Linked DNA regions of Homo sapiens: region 2 is linked to region 1. Evidence: chromatin loops called from intact Hi-C (ENCODE). Cell type or tissue: testis. All regions are shown on one strand. Each heading gives the region's core, and the rest is flanking DNA. Links, peaks and the distances in the headings are about the cores only.

The links. Hi-C counts contacts between places; a loop is a spot of excess contacts. Peaks named below come from ENCODE experiments on the same cell type or tissue, not always from the same donor. Only the 100,000 strongest peaks of a DNase experiment are listed, where the experiment ranks them.
Region 2: it touches region 1 in a loop (4-fold over the local background); 1 of 110 quality-filtered maps calls a loop at or near these places.

Annotation. Positions count from the first base shown.
Region 1 is chr6:38,148,354-38,161,481 of GRCh38, forward strand. ZFAND3 (zinc finger AN1-type containing 3) reads left to right here. Exons shown (of 6, transcript NM_021943.3): 6 at 3,882-6,271. The coding sequence ends at 4,036. Among named protein-coding and RNA genes, the nearest start is that of BTBD9-AS1, 330 kb to the right of the region's middle. RefSeq lists an enhancer at 4,684-5,304. In testis, for the core only: no CTCF peak of the experiment used is centred there; no DNase peak of the experiment used is centred there.
Region 2 is chr6:37,387,120-37,392,356 of GRCh38, forward strand. It overlaps RNF8 (ring finger protein 8), which reads left to right. Exons shown (of 8, transcript NM_003958.4): 8 at 3,623-5,237. The coding sequence ends at 3,639. Among named protein-coding and RNA genes, the nearest start is that of RNF8, 36 kb to the left of the region's middle. In testis, for the core only: no CTCF peak of the experiment used is centred there; a DNase peak (open chromatin) is centred at 3,702.

The DNA.
Region 1 (13,128 bases), core at 4,527-8,526:
AATACCAGAGCTGCTGTCGTAGTTCAGCAGGTCAGTTCTGTGTACTCAGTGTTTTCATCCCTTCTGGATGCCACCGTCCTTGGCCCTCTCTGGAAAGGCCCTTGTTGGTTTCTAAGAAATGAGGTAGAGGAAGTGTTAAGGCTGGCCTAGCTAACATGACTATAAATCCTCTGTGTTTTAAAACTGCTCATATTGAAATTATGGAAAATAATCTTCTGTAGCAGCCTGGACTCATCTCTCTCCTTACCCAGCTTGGATCCCAGAATTCAATCAGAGAGCAACCCAAGGTTCATGACACTTGTAGTGGTTTCTGGAAACAGATCTGTGAGTACCAAGAAAAGAGGATAAAGATTCATCCCATCCACCAGTCATTCCCATGCACCTCTACCCGCCATCCCCTGTATCCAGGACAACCCCCTTCTGACACCAAAATGCATTTCACCATTGGCTGCTGTCGGTAGATAATACCTGCTCAGCATTTGGGACAAGTTCCAGACATAACTTCCTCTTAGTGAATGATCCTGACAGGAGAAAGAATTGAGCTTAATTTATGCCATCTAATAACCTCAGTGCAGCTACTTGGGAAGTTAGCCCTCCAGAGTTTCCCCCAAAGTTTTCTCCAGTGAATTACAGTGCCATATATTCTCATTGCTACCAGCGCTGCTCCCAAAATCTATCTGCTGTTTAATAGTTTTTACCTTTCAAAAATGCAAGCTGGCTGGGCGTGGATTTTTGAAAGCATTCCTCCTGCCTTGGCCTCTCAAAGTGCTGGGATTAGAGGGTGCCTTCTAATCCCAGCAATCCAGCACTTGGAAAGGTCAAGGCGGGAGGAATGCTTGAAGCCAGGAGTGTGAGACCAGCCTGGGCAACATAGTGAGACCTTGTCTCTACAAAAATAAAGTATAAAAAAACAGCTAGGTGTGGTGATGTGTGCTTGTAGTTGCGCTACTGGGGAGGCTGAAGCAGGAAGACCTCTTGAGCCCAGAAGGTTGAGGCTGCAGTGAGCTAGGATCGCACCACAGCGCTCCAGCCTGGTGACAGAGCAAGACCCTGTCTCAAAAAAAAAAAAAAAAAAACCTAAGCCAAGTGTCAAGATGTGTCTAACAGGTACACAGAACCTGGGCAGAGAAATAAGGTGTTTTGGGCTGGTAGAGGGAATGTCAGGGTAGCTACTGTGATAGAGGGTAGAGGGAGTATCAGGTAGCTACTCCTTGGGCGGTAGAGGGAATATCAGGGTAGCTACTGTGGGTGTCACTCCCTGTTCCTTTTTCCAGAGTCCTGGGGCTCTCACATCCACCAAGCTGGCTGCTCACTAGCTGGCGGAAGGCAAGCTAAGCAAACATGGAGAAGGGGGGCCAGATGTAGCATTTCCCTTCCACCCCAGTCCATCTTTGACTAATGAGGTGTTAAGCTGAGCCAGGAGCCAAGTTAATTCCAGCAGTAATCCATTTCCTGCTGCTTTTATTCAGCCAGCACCATTCATCAGAAAGAGAGGAGAGCCCTTGGGACCTTCTGAATCATCCCAATATCTTGAAGAAAGGGAAGGGGCAGCAGGGGTCCACCCACCCCTTATTATAGATGCTGAAAGTACAGAAGTATGTCAGGACTTGGTGACAAAAATGTCTATAGACACATCCTGATGCCATCCTGCTGGTGCCCCTACCCTAAGCCCTGACTGGCAGCAGGTTCTCCCTCACCAGGTAGGCTTTGCTACAAAAAGATGAATTTACTTGTTAGATGGAGGATGCATATTGAGGCCATCCATGCCTCTGCTGCAAAATCCTTTAGGAGAAAGACAACTGGTATCCAATATCTTCGAGTAATGAACTTATCAGTAAATGTAACACATGAGCTCATTAATCTTAACTTTGCTTTTGGACCAAGTGGGAGCTCGGCTTCTCGGGAGACAGAAATTGCATCTCTGTTCTTTTCCTTAAACCCAATCCCAATTTAGAGTCAAACATACTGCCCTGCTCTCCCTGGGAAGCAGTTAATAATGTTTCCTCACACAATGGATGGCCCAAGCTCAGCTGGGTCACTCCAGCCCCCTAGGCTGTGTACATGTCCCTTGCACACAGCCTGGGCTCAAGACTTCCTAGTAGGGTGTGAGTGCCAGCTACATCCTTGAGACTGGTTAGTCCCCAGCCATTGAGTACATCACACACTTTTCTTCCCTCAGGCTGAGGAATATAGGTGAAGTTAATCTTAGAAGTTAAGGCTATTGAATCTTAACCTTAAATCTTAAGGCTGTTGAAACTCTTCATCCTGTGGCCACTTCGTCCTTGCTTGGGCTCTTGCTGTTCTTCTAAAAGCACAGCCTCTACATCTCTGAAAAGAAGTTGAGGATGTGAGGAGGGATGAGTCAGTTTGCAAGGGGTGGCTGCCTGTTCTTTATGGCCTGGATGAGGGCTTAAAAGAAAGAAGTCTGAAAAGAGATGCTGTTGGTTGGAAAACAAGTAAGGAGAGTGTTTGCTTGGGCAGGCTGCTGTGGGATGCCTGCTCCAGACAGGGAGAACAGGTTTAGGAATGGATCTAGATTTACCTGGAAGCTTGCTCCTGTGGACCTGATCCAGGCCCACGGGGCCTGGAGGTGTGGTGAGATAATGCTGATGGGATGAGAAGGTGATGAGGAGCCAGCCAGCACTGGCAGGTGTCTTCCTAGCCCTGATCTTGTTCTCCCCAGCGTTTTGAAAGAGGCGGCCAGCAGACTCTGGGGACCTCAGACGTCTGTGCTCCACATGCGTATCGGCCGCTCTAGAGATTGCCTGGGAAGCTGGAGGGAATGGGAGACACCCCGGTGCAGCTGCGCCCTGAGTTCTCTGAGCCTGGCTCCTGGCTCCCTGCAGCCCTCCCCTCCTTGTTCCTGACCCAGAGTGACTTTACCTGTACCGGCTCCCTGCTCGATAGGCCTCTTGATCTTTCATCACTGGTCTTTTTCTCTTATTTGCCAGACCAGTGTCTCCCTTGGATTTCTCTGCTTCAAAAAGAGCCTTGCAGCATCCTGCGCTTCTGGGAGGGAAAGACAGCTGGAGGCCTGAGTGTGGGCATCTCAACCTCTCTCACCTACCCAGTGGAGTGAAGGACAGCTGGGGGTCCGAGTGTGGGCATCTCAACCTCTCTCACCTACCCAGTGGAGTGAAGGACAGCTGGGGGTCCGAGTGTGGGCATCTCAACCTCTCTCACCTACCCAGTGGAGGGAAGGACAGCTGGGGGCCCGAGTGTGGGCATCTCAACCTCTCTCACCTACCCAGTGCAGTTAGAAGTGTCAGATTCCTTGGAGATGGCGATTGGAGCCCAGCATTGCTGTCTCCTCTGTTTCTATCTAATACTTTTTCTAGCACTAGAAATAATCCACTTTCCTTTGAGAGCTCCCACTCATTTTTGGGTTGTGGTTTGATCACTCCCACCATCCTCTCAAGCCCCGGCTGTACAGGAGGTGGAATGTCATTTAAGACATAATCATTTCTCCTGCCTCCTAGAAATGGTGGGCATCCTGTGGTGGAAATCACAGTTTGCCCGAGCCAAGCAGAGAGCTGAGCTGACAGCCTGTGCTCTTCCGCCTGCATGGTGCTGGAGAGGAGCGCAGAGCCCACTCATTTGCAAGGACAGGGCTGTGTCTCGCAGCCATCAACTTAGGGTTCTACCCTTCAAGGGTCCAGGCAGGGACAGGCTTGAGCAGCTGTGGAATGCAAAGTGCTGACCCTCTTGCTCCAGGGTGCAGGTGTTGGAGTGAGCTCTCTGCTGCATCAGGAACCCCTGCAGTGAGTGTTGTCCACTCACTGGGATGCCCCTCCATCCTCTGGACAAAGGCAATTGTGAGGCTCTGCGCACTTGGAGGCCACCCTAACACACTCTTTCCTCTGCTTCTCCCGCTGCTGCAGGTTATGTGTTCTGTATGTTACATCGCCTCCCCGAGCAGCACGACTGCACATTCGACCACATGGGCCGTGGCCGGGAGGAAGCCATCATGAAAATGGTGAAGCTGGACCGGAAAGTGGGGCGCTCCTGCCAGCGCATCGGGGAGGGGTGCTCCTGAAGGCCAGGCATGGCCACCACGTGACGCTGTTCTTAGTTCACTAATGTTAGCCTTATTTAGGACAAAGTCAGCCAGACACCTTGTACTGGGCACGCGTCAGACTGCAGCCAGTCCGTTTCCTTTCTTTAGCCAGCCATCCTGGTACTGTAGTTTAGGGGTTGATGGTGGTTGAAATTGATTTCTGGCTGGTTACTAAGGTGCCTGCTAGCCATTGTATAAAATTAAAACATGAAGAATATTTTTTTTTTGAGCATGGCTAGTGGATTTAAAACAACACATACCTGTCACTGCTGGAGTCAAACTTATAAAAAGCCTTAAGTGGAAAGTGTTCCAGACGGAGACTCTGAGTTAATAGAGGAGTAGAAGCTGGTGTTAAAGTTCCCACGACGCACATGGCTTTGCCAGAAACTCTGTTTAATGATCGGCCTTTCACCTCTTCACTTATCCTTAGTCCCAGTAGCCAGGATACCTGATGGCCACGTGTGCCTTGGCCACGGGAGGCTGCTGAGATTGGCCACGTGGCTGGGCTGGGTGGTGGCCTCACTCTCCCACAGAGCTGGAAATGGGGGGTGGGGGACAGATTCTTACGGAAATTTTTTTACCTGACTTGCTATGAAAAAACTCATCACACAAGAAGAGAAACAGTAACCTCACTTTGAAAATTAGCTCCACTCAAGACTAGTCCACGAACGAGACCCGCCTTTTCTACACAGGATCCAAGGTCACGAGAAGCAGCCAGAGTGCCCCGCCTCCGCCGGCTCTGGTCTGCCATTCGCCAGTGCAGGGATCTGGCACGGACCAGATGTGGCGAATGGCAGCACAGCGCGGTGGCTGGGTCTGCACACTGGCCTCTGCAGCCAGATTTCTATATTGGGAGTTTTTTAAAAAGACATTTCATAGCCAACAAGAATCAGTAGAAGTGCTGGGAGCAGCAGCTGGGGAAGCTGCCGCCCACGGGCTCTGCCCCTTCCAGCTGGAGCCGCCCGTGCCTCCAGGGGCCAAGAGGATGATGTCGTGGCCTCCATTCTCGTTTCTATGCAGCCCCATAGTCCAAGGACACCCAGTCCACATCTACCATATAGCAAGTTTAGTAAGGGAAGGCAGCATACGTCCCAGGGACAGTGGGTTTGGATCTGTCTAGAACAGCGGTTTGTGGCTGTGGCCCAGCTCCGAGAGTGATATTTGCTCTGGTAGGTGAGGGCCTGAGGGTACATTTCTCCACCTGTGCCCCCTCATGTTCACAGAGGATTTCAGCAGCTGCAACTGCGCACGCCAGGTGGGGAAGGGTGGGGGTGGGCCTGGTTGCCCCATGTTAGGAAATCACTACCAGTCAGGTGGGGCTGGGGCTGGGTGGACAGGATCAGGATTCCCTTGAAAGCCCAGGCAGGGTGAGCAGTCCCAGTGGTCCTAGTGCCGCATCAGATCCAGGTGGGTGAGGGCAGGAGGCCCCTGCGGAGGCAGCGTGGATCTGCCCACACATAGGCTACTGGAATAGTTTAACCCAGCAACTTTCCTTTTTATAAAACAACAAATGGTTCAACTCTGTCTGCAAATTAACAGCTGAACACCTGCAACTGCAAATGTTTTTTGATCCGACGTACTGAAATAGGAAGTCATGCTCTTCCCACCCTCCACCCACCAGAGTGGAACCCGCTGCAAAATCCCCAGCCTTAATTCTTGCTTCAGGACCCAGACCGGTGTCTTGCTCTAGGGCAACCCAGGGCAGAGGGGCCAGGTCTGCCCAGCGTTTACCACTGCTGTCAAGCCACAGCCCTTGGCCACCATACGGGCCATCCTCAGTGAGGCAGCCCCCCATAGGCTTCCGCCAAGCTCTGGTCCCGAAGAGGCTGTGCGAGCCCTTCCCGGCCCTCCCCAGGGCCCCCCGCCCCCTCCTCTGCCTGCTGCGTGGAGGCAGCCATGGGAAGGAGCCCAGGGGAGCTGGCCTGGGGGAGCGAAGCCCATGTTCGCTTCCTGACTTAGAGCTGGGGGGGGTGGGGGGTGGGGCTTGTTCCCCTGCAGTATCTGTTCTGTGAAGTTTGTTAAATGTAAGGAAAGCTTAAATTCTTGTATCTTTAAAAGAGAAAATCTTATTTAACCCTTTTGTGTTCTAGATTTACTTACACACATAGCCTAGAGCTCAGTTTTAGTTTTAACATTGTGAAAATATTAAAAGAATCTTGTAACTTTATTCTTTTTTCTCCTGCTGAAAAAAAAAATTAAACCAATCGTATGAAAGTTTGGTTTTCTTGTTTCACCCCTTCTCCTAAGTGCCCCCTGGGTTGCTGGGAAAACTGACCCATCTCCCTGGCCAGGGCTGGAAAGAGATGGGGGCCTGTGTGCAGAGACCGTCTGCAGTACTTGGAGGCACTCGTCCAGTTAGTGTCCAGGCTAAACAGCCGCTTCCTTGCTTTCTGTTGGGAGCCTCTGCCCTGGGAAGCTGCGGGACTGGCCTTGGGGTAAAGGTGGGTCTGCAGGGCCAAGCCTGTGCCAGCAGCCAGGAGGTTACACACTGGGGGGGATCAGAAAACGAGCCCCAGCCCTGAGGGCCCCAGGCGTGGGTGGGGTGGGTGCTGGGTCCTGAGGGAAGGCAGCATGCCCTAGACCCGAACCCCACCCTAGGAAGGGCCTCCAGGATGGATGACGAAGGCTCCCAAAGGCTGGCTTGGAGGAGGTGTGTGCTGTGGCACTCTTTGGTGTATAGGATGAACTTAACTACATTTTTAAATGTTCAAAAAACATTTGGCAGGGCAGGGGCGAGGCACAGGAGTGGGACCTGTCCCCACTTCTTTTAGGACAGAGATATTGACCGCATAGTTGTCATGAGCGTGATGAAAATCCTCAGAGGAAATCAGAGGCCCAGTGGCGATGAACAAGCACGGGGGCAAAGGGCAAGAGAGGGCCTTGGTGGCCTGGGTGTGAGGCGGGCCTGCAGGGAGCAGTGGGCTGTGCTCTGCCCACTGGTCCACAGGAACTGGGTCTGCGTCAGCTCCTTCCTGATTGCTTCACAGAGCAACAGTCCACAGCAACAACATAACTGTTGTTATGCCAACAACAGTCCACAGCAAGAAGAGGGGATGGTGGGAAGACAAGCAGAAACCTTCCTGCTGGGTGGCGTGAGAAACAGGAAACCATGGGTGGGAGTGGGCCGTGGTCTTCAAGGGAGCCATCAGCAGCACATTCAGGGAGCTGTGAGCAGCCCCTCTAGCCCCAAGAAGGGGGTCTCCAAGAGAGAGGGCCCCAGATGGGCACAACAGTAACACAGATACCCAAGAGAAGTCTGCAGGAGTCTCAAAACCTGATTTCCTCAGCAGCCATTCTCGCAACTACATGGGGGAAGGCTGCAGTGAGGGAGGAGTGATCGGAGAAAGACATGGAGACTTGGGACCTGGGGCGGGCTCTGGGGGAACTCAGCACACAGCTCGAGGCCTGCGAGGTGGCCCCATATCTTGTCAGCACTGGGTCCTGTCAGAGGGCTTGGAGAAGGTCTAAGAATCAGAGACAGATACAGACAATTAAGCAAGTAATAACAGTGTATTAATGCCTAAGCAGAAATACACAGGAAGAGGAGCTGCAGACCCTGTGTGACTCAGCTGTGAATAATATTTACGTACAAATAATGTAAACACAAATACTAGTGAATATTGCTCTGGTAAAAATATATGCTGGATCTCAGTAGGAGACTGGGAGAGGGAAAGAATGTGCCTGTGTATTGGTGGCAGAGGATAAGAGAGCCAAGTTCTTGTTCTTAGCAGGAAATCAACAAAGGATGTCCAAAGCTGAAAACTTGAGAGTAGTATGTTATTTAGAAATATGGAGGTAAAAGAGGAGGAAAAAGCTTAGAAGTTAAAATTGGTTTTCTTTGGGGTAGGAGATAGGAATGCAGTAGGCCTTATATTTACGACTACAGTTAAACATATAACATTGATTGAAAAATTGAAATGCTTTAATAAGGGAATGATGGAAGCCCTTCCTGGGAACTGAGGGGCCAAGTCCTCAGAAACCTGCCTTACTGTTCTCTGAAAGTGGGTTTCAGGGAGTTCAGGTCTCTGAGATGCAACATAGAGTGTTGGTTTTGATCAGAGCTGCTTTGGAAGATGCAGGCAGCTGGCACATCACAACACAGCACATGTTTAAAACCCTGAAGGCTGAGGGCGGTGGCTTGAGCTTATAATGCCAGCACTTTGGGAGGCCAAGGTGGGAAGATCCCTTGAGTCCAGGAGTTCGAGACCAGGCAACATGGTGAGACCTCATCTCTACGAAAAAATATTTTTTTTTTCTTTTCAAACCCTGCATGTGGCATGTGATGCAAAAAAAAAAAAAAAAATTTAATTGCTGCGGGGAGCGGGTGGTGGTACACGCCTGATAGTCCCAGCTACTCAGGAGGTGGAGGCGGGAGGATCACTTGAGCCCAGAGTTGGAGGCTGCAGTGAGCTAGGATTGCACCACTGCACTCCAGCATGGGCAACAGCCTGAGAGCCCATATCTAAACATATATATGTATTTTTTTTTTTAATTTAAAAACCCTGGGAAAGGTGGCTGTGGCAACACCAAGCTTATTTGTTACCAAAAAAACTTTTCTTAATCAGCACACCTTGGGAAAAGTTGCCCTGGTTCATTGAGCACCTACTGTGCGCCAAACACCTGAAAAACTCTCCCTTGATCCTGTGTGATTCCACTTGGAGGTACCTAGAGTAGTCAAATTCACTCCCTTCAGGTCAGCCTGGAAGTTCCTATCTCCGGGCTTCTGTGGTATGCCATCCAGCAACCCAGATGTTTGGCTGGGCAGACAGATGGAATGTCACCTTTCCTTTGGCTTAAATGCTGTGCCCAAATTCACACAGAAACACAGAAGGGTGTTTCCTGCCCGTCACTGGAGAGCCTGGGATGGAAAAAGTGCCTGGAGCAGGAAGATGGCAACACCGAGTGCGTGCTGGGCCCAGGCCTGGCCCTCCCGCTGCACACCCTCTGGAGCGTCCCACAGGGTTAGGTGATTGAATTGTTGGCAGATGAGAGCACCCCAGACCCGGGACCTAATAAAAGGCCTTTTGAGTTTTCGACCTGGAAGGACCCCACACCTCAGGCTCCCCTCCTGGCCACCTCTTCCAGGCAGCTCTATCAATCCTAGCAGTGAGGAGTGCAGTTGAAGGGGCCTGGGGCACACATCACAGGGTTCGATGGGAGAACTTGCTGACAGGGAGCTGGAGTGTCTCTGGAGTCCTCAGGCCCACATCCACCAAACACCAGGAGGAGCTGAAGAGGAGGGACTCCCAGACTAGGAGGAGAGGGATCTGCTGTGTATGACAAGGTGCCCAAGTTCGGGGTGGGGGTGGGGACCAAGACATAGACCCCAGAGGTAAAGCTCTGGGTCTGCACCGTGGCAGCCCCATTAGGGGCATCTTCCAGCCCACAGCCCTGGCTAGGGTGACCTTCATTCAACACCTGCTATATGCCAGGCAGCATCCCAGACACTGGGGATATGATGGTGACCCAAACTACAGCTATAGGGAACAAAATAAGGGCAGTGCAAAGAATATTAGAGGGGTGACAGGCATACACGATACGCAGGGGGAAGGGAGCAGGGGGAGAAGCATAGGGTCTGAGGGTCTTTGTCTGCGATGGGCATGGAGGGCCCTGCCTGCCGCTTGGGGGTTCGGTCAGGCTGCCACTGTGCGAGGAACAGCCTGCAGGGAGTGAGGGAGGTACACAGACCAGAGGACCGGCTGGCTGGTCCGGGAGGCCAGCAGGAAGGCTCAGTGCTCCAAGGTGGCAGGGAGGTGGTGAGAAGAGCAAGATCCTGGACTGATTTTTGAGGATGGAGATAGCAGGAGTCGCCGATAGGCTGGGTGTGGGTGAGAGAAGAGAGGAACTATAGACAATTTCTAGTTTGGAGTGTGAGCCGCTGGAAAGATAGAGATGCCGTTAATGAACGACAGGCAGGAGCGTGAAGGGGGTGGGATGAGAGCAGACGGCTGAGGTGTAGACGAGACACCCAGCTAGAATGTGTGTGTGTGTGTGTGTGTGTGTGTGTGTGTGGCGGGGCTGGGGGGTTGGGGAGGTGGTGCCTGGATACACAGTTCCAGGGCTCAGTGGAGAGGTCCTGGCTGGAGATGGGCATTTTTCCCCAATAATTTTTATGGTAGTAAAATATGCAGAACACGCAGTTTCCCTTCTGAACCATCTTTAAGTGTACAGTTTAGTATTATTCAATCTATTCATAATGTGGTGCAACCATTGCCACCGTCCATCTCCAGAACTGGAAGTGGAATCATACAGTACTCGTCTGTTTGTGTCTGGCCGATTTCACCCAGCACGATGTCCTCCGGGCTCATCCACATGGTAGATATGTCTGTGTCCTTCTTAAGGTGGATGCTACTGCACCGTATGATGAAACACACGTGCTTGCCCACCCCTTTGTCAGTGGGCACTGGGGTTGCTTCCATGTTGTAGTTACTGTGAATGAGGCTGCTGTGGATGTCGGTGTACAAATGAGATACACAGTTTCGAGTCACCTGCATAGAGCTAGTATTTAAAGCCACAAGCTGGGCCAAGGACACCAAAGAAGGGAGTGTAAATGTAGAAGAGACGGATGGAGGCTGTGCCTGGGGATGCCATCCAGAGGGACGGAGGAACCTGCAGAGGAGACCTAGAAGAAGCTGCCAGCAAAGCAGGAAGAGACAGAAAGATGGGAGTCCCAGAAGCCAGGCGGGGAAAGGAGCATTTCGAGGAGCAGGGAGTGGCCACTTCTGTGAGCTGCTGCCCAGGCACCAACCGTCCCGGCGCTGGGGACCAATTCCTGGGGAGGGAGACTGGAAAGGTTGCCCAGCTGGACCTCTTCTTCAAGCAGTTTTGCTACAATGGAAGCAAATGGGCAGGAGAGTGGATGTGGGGGCGAGGGAGTTTACTTTTGAATAAGGAGAAGTTGCTGCATGTTTTTATGCTGTTGGAATGATCCCGTAGCGAGGGAGAAATTTGGGATCGATGCCCATGATGGGGTGTAGAGCGCAGGGTGGCAGGTGTGGGCACAGGGCAGGCAAGCGGGGGTGGTATCCTTCTGCTCTGTGTTCTCACGGACATATGGAACAGGGTCGTGAGGAGTGAGTGAGGTTGGGTGAGGGGGTAGCAACAGTTTGGTGGGGCACTGGCATGGATTTACCGGGAGACAAAGCCTTAGCTTGAGGCCCCTCACTCGTGATTGGGCCTCGGCAATGTGTTTGCATGTTCCCAAGATTTTATAAAATTTGCAAAAGTGAGATACTTTAACTGCAGTTGGTTAAAACCATTCCCTCCTTCCATTCTAACTTCCCTTCCTTCACACTTCCTGTTCTGTTGGGTGATGTTGAGGCCACATGGTACTTTTGGGTTCTGGCTAAGGGTAAGCAGAGTTAGGGACACGATTCGTTTGAGGTTAGTGGGATATATTTGTGCGTTCACAGTCACTTCTGCATTTAGTAGGTCATTGCCAGTCATCCTGGGGTAGGGCTGGCTTCAAGAACATGCTTCTTGTCCATTGCCTGACACCTGGTGTCGTAACCAGAAGGAGCAAGGCCACGGTTGTACTGTGATAGGAACGTGTCCTACGGGACCTGGAACAGGGAGTACCGGTTGTGGAGGAGAGATGAGGCTTGATATATGTGGAGCCGGAAGTCTGTGGAAAATTCTTCCCACCAGCAGGTGTGTGAATATAAACCAGGAAGACTTGATTCTCATCAATACCTGCTCGATACAGACATTCGCTCTTAGGAACACGCTCGACAGTGCCGCACAATCAGAAGCGCACCACACTCCTGTCAGAGCATTAAAGATGAGTTTAGGAATGCTGGGGGTGTTCTAGAATCTTACAGCTCAGATATGAAAGAAACTTGGTAACAGTTGCCCCACATTTGATGACAGTTCTAAAAATTTACATGACTATGCCAATAAGAGTTGTGAAGATGACAGAAACTTTTCTAAAGTATCAATAATTCAAAACAGAGATCGACCATGCTCAAGGAAAGATTGAGGAATCTTTCTATTCCTACATGATATTACAAGATCATTATCATGGGAAAGGGTGATGAAAGAGGACACAGCCAAGCAAAGTAGGAACAAAATGTGACAGATGTGTCACCACCAGTGAGGGTGAACTGCAGACATCTGGGTGTTTGTTGACTTTAAAACGTGTAATTTGTTGGGAATTCTTTTCCCATGTTGTACCTAATTTGGGAGTCAGAATTTTTACTCTTTTTCTTAAAGGGGGGCTCCCAAACTGTATAAACTTCCGGCCCTGCGTAACCTGGGGGAGGCTCAGAGTACCTGGGGTCTTCCGCTGTGTCCCAGGACCCTGAGAGGCAGCGCAGTTGGGTCAGCTGACAAGACTGTCCTGACGAAGGGGCAGCATGCTGATGTCTCTTCTGGTATAAGCTCCTTGTCTTGTGACGAGATGACACGTTGAGTGGCACTGGTCAGAGAGCGAATGAGAAATGTTGTGGAGATGTCGTGATTGTTAAACATGTTCTTTCCCTCAATTCTGGCGCTCCTCCCGTGGAAAAGCGGAGCCTCTCCCCTTGGACACGGGCAGGAGCGCGTGTGGTGGAGGTGACCTTCCCGTCCATGAGGCCACATCTGAAAGTCGCGTGAGAAGACCCATCTGGCGCTCTCAGGCGACATGAGCCTTAACACGGGCTGGCGCGCAAGAAGTCTGGCTATTCACATCAGAAGGCTGGCGATAATCGAAGAGTGGAAAGTGCCAGCGAGGATGTGGAGAGGCTGGAACGCTTGCGTGTCGCTGGCGGGAATGTGAAACGGCACAGCCGCTGTGGTAGACCCTCTGCTGGCTTGTCAAAAACTCCAAAAGGAATCACCACGTGACCCAGCAATGCCACTGCTAGGCATACACGAGAGAGAGCTGAAAGCTGGGACTCACACAAGTCCTCCCATGTTCCAGGCAGCCCTGTTCATGACAACCCAAAGTAGAAACAACCCAAGTGTCCGTCAGGGGGCCGAAGGATACACAAAGCCTGATGCAGCCCCGCAGTTCAGCCATAAACGAAGGAAAGTGCTGACCCGAGCGGCAGCCCAGGTGAACCTCGGAAACATTCTGCAAAGTGAAAGGA
Region 2 (5,237 bases), core at 1,238-5,237, 760 kb before region 1:
CTAATCATAGAGAATGGCTGATTATACCTTATCAGCTGGATATATATTCTGTCCAACTGCCTACTGCTATGGTTCTTAAGAAATCTGATATAACTAGACATGCTCCTTTTCCTGGCTAGGGCTTCTACTTCAGTTACTTTCTGTATCCTGGAGAGTTTGGACTGCTTTTACACTTGTCTCATTAAACTTGAGCCAGAACCAACCCCAAAGAAATATCTCTTACTTGCTTCCTTTCTTCTGGGTCTTTCCTTTTTTTCTGTCACCCAGGCTGAGTGCAGTGGCATGATCTCAGCTCACTGCAAACCTCCGCCTCCTGGGCTCAAGCATCCTCCCATCTCAGCCTCCCTAGTAGCTGGGGCTACAGGCGTGCGCCACCATGCCTGGCTAATTTTTTGTATTTTCTGTAGAGATGGGGTTTCATTATGTTGCCTGGGCTGGTCTTGAACTCCTGGGCTCATAGGATCAGCCCACCTCAGCTTCCCACAGCGCTGGGGTTATAGGCATGCGCCACCACGCCCAGTCCTGGGTCTTTCCTTTTTCTTAGCACCTACTAAATGCTAAGTGCTTGGGGATAAAAGCAAAGAGGGCATGTGCAGTCTCTCCCCTCATGGAACTTTTGCTCTAAGTGCAGGCCCTAGGTTCCTTATAGTAAAGTCCTACAATATGAGAAATAAAGGGTGCTAAGTCAAGGAAAGGCTTCCCTGAGTCAGTGAAGGACATGGAGTGTATTTTAGGTGAAAGGACAAGAAGCAAAAGCAAGGGGTTTTTAGGGGCTGAGAGAAGTACAGAGTGCTAGAGAGAATATTGAGCATTCAGCCTGGAAAAGTTGGCAGGACTGGGTCATGCAGGGTGTTACAGACATGTTGCAGAGTTAGTCTAGGGGCAGGGGGAAACAGAAGATATGAAGTGGAGATCTGACTGTTGATGTTTGTGTTTTTCTGGATAGGTTAGTCTGGCTGTAGTGAAGAGACGACATGGTGCTGGGAACAAGAATAAAGGCAGTAATCATGGCCAGTGATGATGGTGGCTAGGTTAGAGAAGTAGCAGCAGGGATGGCCAGAGTGGATAGATTCAAGAGGTAGTTAAGGAGGTAGAATCCACAGGTCTGTGGGACTGATGTGCTGTGGGGACTGCAAGGGAGCTCAGATCATGTCTAGGTTTCTTTCTATTGGGGCACCTGAGTTGATGATGATGCATTTACTAAAATAGGAGTAGTTGGAGCAGACAAATTTAGTTTTCAACTGGAAAGTTTAAGGCACCTGAGGACATCAATGGAGCTGTTCAGTGGTTATTTGAATGTGTGGATCTGGAGCCTGAAGGACAGGCCAAGTTGAGATTCTAGGTTTGGGGATCATGAGCCATGGAAGTGGATGAACCACTGTTACCGTCTCTGTGGTATTAAGAGCCAAAGGGCAAGTTCTTAGCCATGAGAAACACCAACATTAGGGGATGAGTAGTAGAAGAGGGGCCTGCAGGGCAGACTGATGAATGGCCAAAGAGAGAGATGGAAAAAGAGGGATGTGGGGCAGGGATGTGGGGCAGGCAGAGCTGGCACATGCCTGTCCTCACAGCTACTTAGGAGGCTGAGGTGAGAGGATCACTTGAAGCCAGGAGTTCAAGACCAGCCTGGGCAACATAGTGAGACCCCCATCTCAAAAAAAAAAAAAATTAGGCATGATGGCATATGCCTGTGATCCCACCTACTCAGGAGGCTGAGGCTGGAGCATCCCTTGAACCCAGGAGTTTAAGTCTCCAGTAAGCTGTGACTGTGCCACTGTACTCCAGCCTGGGCAAAAGAGCCAGACCCTATCTCTTTAAAAAAAAAAAAAGACATTACATGGTGTCCTTTGAGCCTTCCTGGCCACACTCTTGTCTAGGGTAGATCCCCCTCATTACATTGCCCTATATTTCTTTGAAAGCATTTACCAGATTGAAATAATATTTGTTAGTGTACTCTTGCCTCTAGATTTCCGAACTCCTTGAGGGCAGGAATTTTATCTTTCTCCTTGTAGTATTTTCAGGGCATTGAAGAGTGTTTGGCACATGGTAGCTCTTCAGTAAATATGTGTTTATGAAGAGTTATAAAGTGAGAAGTCAGCGTTTGAAATGCTGCTGAGACATTAAACAAGATAAGGATGAAAAATTGCCCATTGAGTATGCAGGCATGTGGGATATCGGTGACTTTATCTAGTATAAGTTGTGGGGGATGGTGGAGTCAGAAGTCAGTTTACAGTGATTGGGGAGTGAGTATGAGGTGAGGAAGTACAGAAAGAATAGATAACTTCTTCACAAAATTTGGCTGTGACTAAGATGGGGAGGACCACCACCAAAAGAAGGCTGTATTTGGAGGAGGAAGTAGGGTGAAATGGGGTTTTTGTTGTTTTTTAAAGACGAGATTTGAGCATGTTCCATTGCAGATTGAAAGGAGCCTGTACAGAAGGGCATGCTGGAAAGCCAAGATAGCAGGTAGGGCATGACTCGTTGGAAAGCAGGGGAAGACAGGGAGTACAGAGCTCAGAAAGCAATTAGTCTTTAAGAGGAGAAGTGTGCATTCTTTGTTTTATAGAAAGAAGAGTATCGTGGGGGGGTGGGGCAAGGAAGTTTGCTTGAGGGGTGTCCAGAGAATTTCTTTCTTGTGGCTTCTGTATTCTTCTGTGAGCTAATAGTTGAGGCTGTTAGCTAAGAGGGAGGGAACCCTACTTGGTTCTCTCTCTCCAAGGCTGAGGGCATGCCCAGCCCCAAGGCCCACCACCTCAAAGGCTACCCAGAAGTGGGAGACGAATAACTTCTGTAGTCCTTTCAATCCCCCTAACAAAGCATTCCAGAATTCAGTCTCAGAGAAAGGGGACAATTTGGTTGGTGACTTTATTGTGCCTTTGGCATAGGCCAGGATTCCCACAAGGAAGCGGACTATTGGAAAAGCCTGGAGGCTAGTAAGTAAACAGCCTTTCTTGTCCCCTCCCTCTCTGAACACAGGAAGAATTCCCGCCTCTCCCTGCCTATTCCTGTATATAATTCATTCCTTTCTTTAACATCTTTAACAGATATATTGAGGGCCAGATTTGTGCTAGGCACTGTTCTAGATGCTGAGAATGTAAAAAGTGAAAATCTAAGTTAGATGTAATTAATGCTATGGAGAAAAATCAAGCAAGAAGGGGAGAAGGGGTGATGGTGAAAGCCTTGGCAATTCTTGATAGGGTAATCAAGGAAGGCACCTCTGAGCAGGAACTATTTGAGGGAAGCTCTGAAGGAGGTGGCCATGCTGCCATGTAGGGAAAGAGGGAATGGTAAGGGGGAGCATGCTGGTATGTGGGAGGGGCAGCAAGGAGGCTAGTGCTGGGGAGTGGAGTGAGCGCTGGGGAGTGGGTAGGAGAGGAAGCTTGAGCAAGACGCAGATTTTGTAGGGCCTTGTAGGCCTTTGAAAGGACTTTGACTTTAACTCACTGTGAGAGGAATGAGGAGTGGGCTTTGAGCAGAGAGTGACATGATCTGACTTCTGTTTTCTCAGTTCGCTATGGCTGCTGTGTGAGGAAGAGACAGGGTGGCGAGGCTGGAAGCAGGGAGTCCACGGAAGGGAAATACAGGCTCCTCATTTATTTATTTCTCTTCTTTTTCTCCAAAGCAAAGAGATTGTTCTGAAGACCGTGCTCTAAGGGCATTTGAAAGACTGCCAGGTAGTGCGAGCCTGAGATGGTCTGGAGGATTCTCTCTAGCCGTGACTCCGCTGCTCTGAAGGTCAACTGAGAAGTCTTGTGGGACAGAGACTTGAGTTAGGAAGCCCTCAGTCACTTGCCTTCCACGGTGGCCAGCCCTGCTGCCATCATTGGCTGAAGCACCACCAGGATTCACGGCACCCAACTGCTTCAGGGTACTTCGTAGACTCTGCCTCACTACATGTCGAAAGAGTTATTTGAGTTCTCTTCTGTTTTTTTTTAATTTGTTGTTGTTGTTACTGTTTTGATACCTCGGAAACACCTCCGTTGACAGTTGTTTTGGATAGGTTGGGTGTACCCCATGGCTGCCTCTGAAGGCAGTGTCTATTTTGAGAGGATGGCTTACCTCTTCTTTGTGAAAATACTATCTCATTTCCTGGAAATAAAATGTAAAACCTGTCAGTTGCTCAGCTGGGCTTTGGTGTATTTACCTTCCTTCCCTTCCTGCTCCCAGACAGTCTCACAAGTAAACACCAGCAGCTCATAGATTACAACCAAGAAAGTGACTGTATCAGATGATAGACTTCAAGTGAATGTCAGCCTAAGAGGCCAAGCTGCAGATCGTGGCAACAGATGAGCTCTGTTAACCTCCTGACTGTCGTGTTTCCTTTTTATTACAGAGGTGGGTCACTGTTTACCTTGTTTCAGGGGTGGGAGAAACTCCTTTCCTTCAGCTGGCATTTGAATGTTTCCAAATCTATTTTATCTGACGTCATGAACACACAGGCAATGATTTTATGACAACTTGATGTGCTTTTTTCTTTATTTTTCTTTTACATTAGAAGTTTTCTCTCTTTTCTCCACCTCTCCTTTATTTTTAATTTTAATTTTAATTTTTGAAACAAGATCTGACTCTGTTGCCCAAGCTGGAGTACAGTAGTGCAATCTCAGCTCACTGCAACCTCCACCTCCCAGACTCAAGCCATCCTCCCACCTCAACCTCCCAAGTAGCTGGGACTACAGGCATATGCCATCACACCCAGCTAATTTTTGTTTTTCTGTAGAGACAGGGTTTCACCATGTTGGCCAGGCTGGTCTCAAATTCCTGACCTTAAGTGATCCACCTGCCTAGGCCTCTAAAATGCTGGGATTACAGGCGTGAGCCACCACGCCCAGCCTATACCCCATGTATTTTCATAAAGGGTTGGAAACTATTGATTGCCAACTTTTTAAGGATGGTAGGGATTTTTTCTTTGTTGAATATACTGTGAATTTTGGGATTCTGGAGTCCTTAGTCTTCATTTCCATTCTTCTGCCCATGATTACTGATCAAAATACTGGTAGAGTCATGGAGGAAGTAAGTTAAATGTGGAAAAAATGCTTTAAAAGTACTTACTATAACCACATCATAAGAATTCTGGAAAAATAGAGAACAAAAGGAAAAGATTGTTACCACCTTGATTTAATAACTTCTTGTTTCCCCATACATGTGTTTTGTTTATAGATTGCATGGGTATATGTCAATTTTTATATGTTCTGTGTTTAGTTTACATATTGTAATTCATTTTTAAGAGAGTACAGACA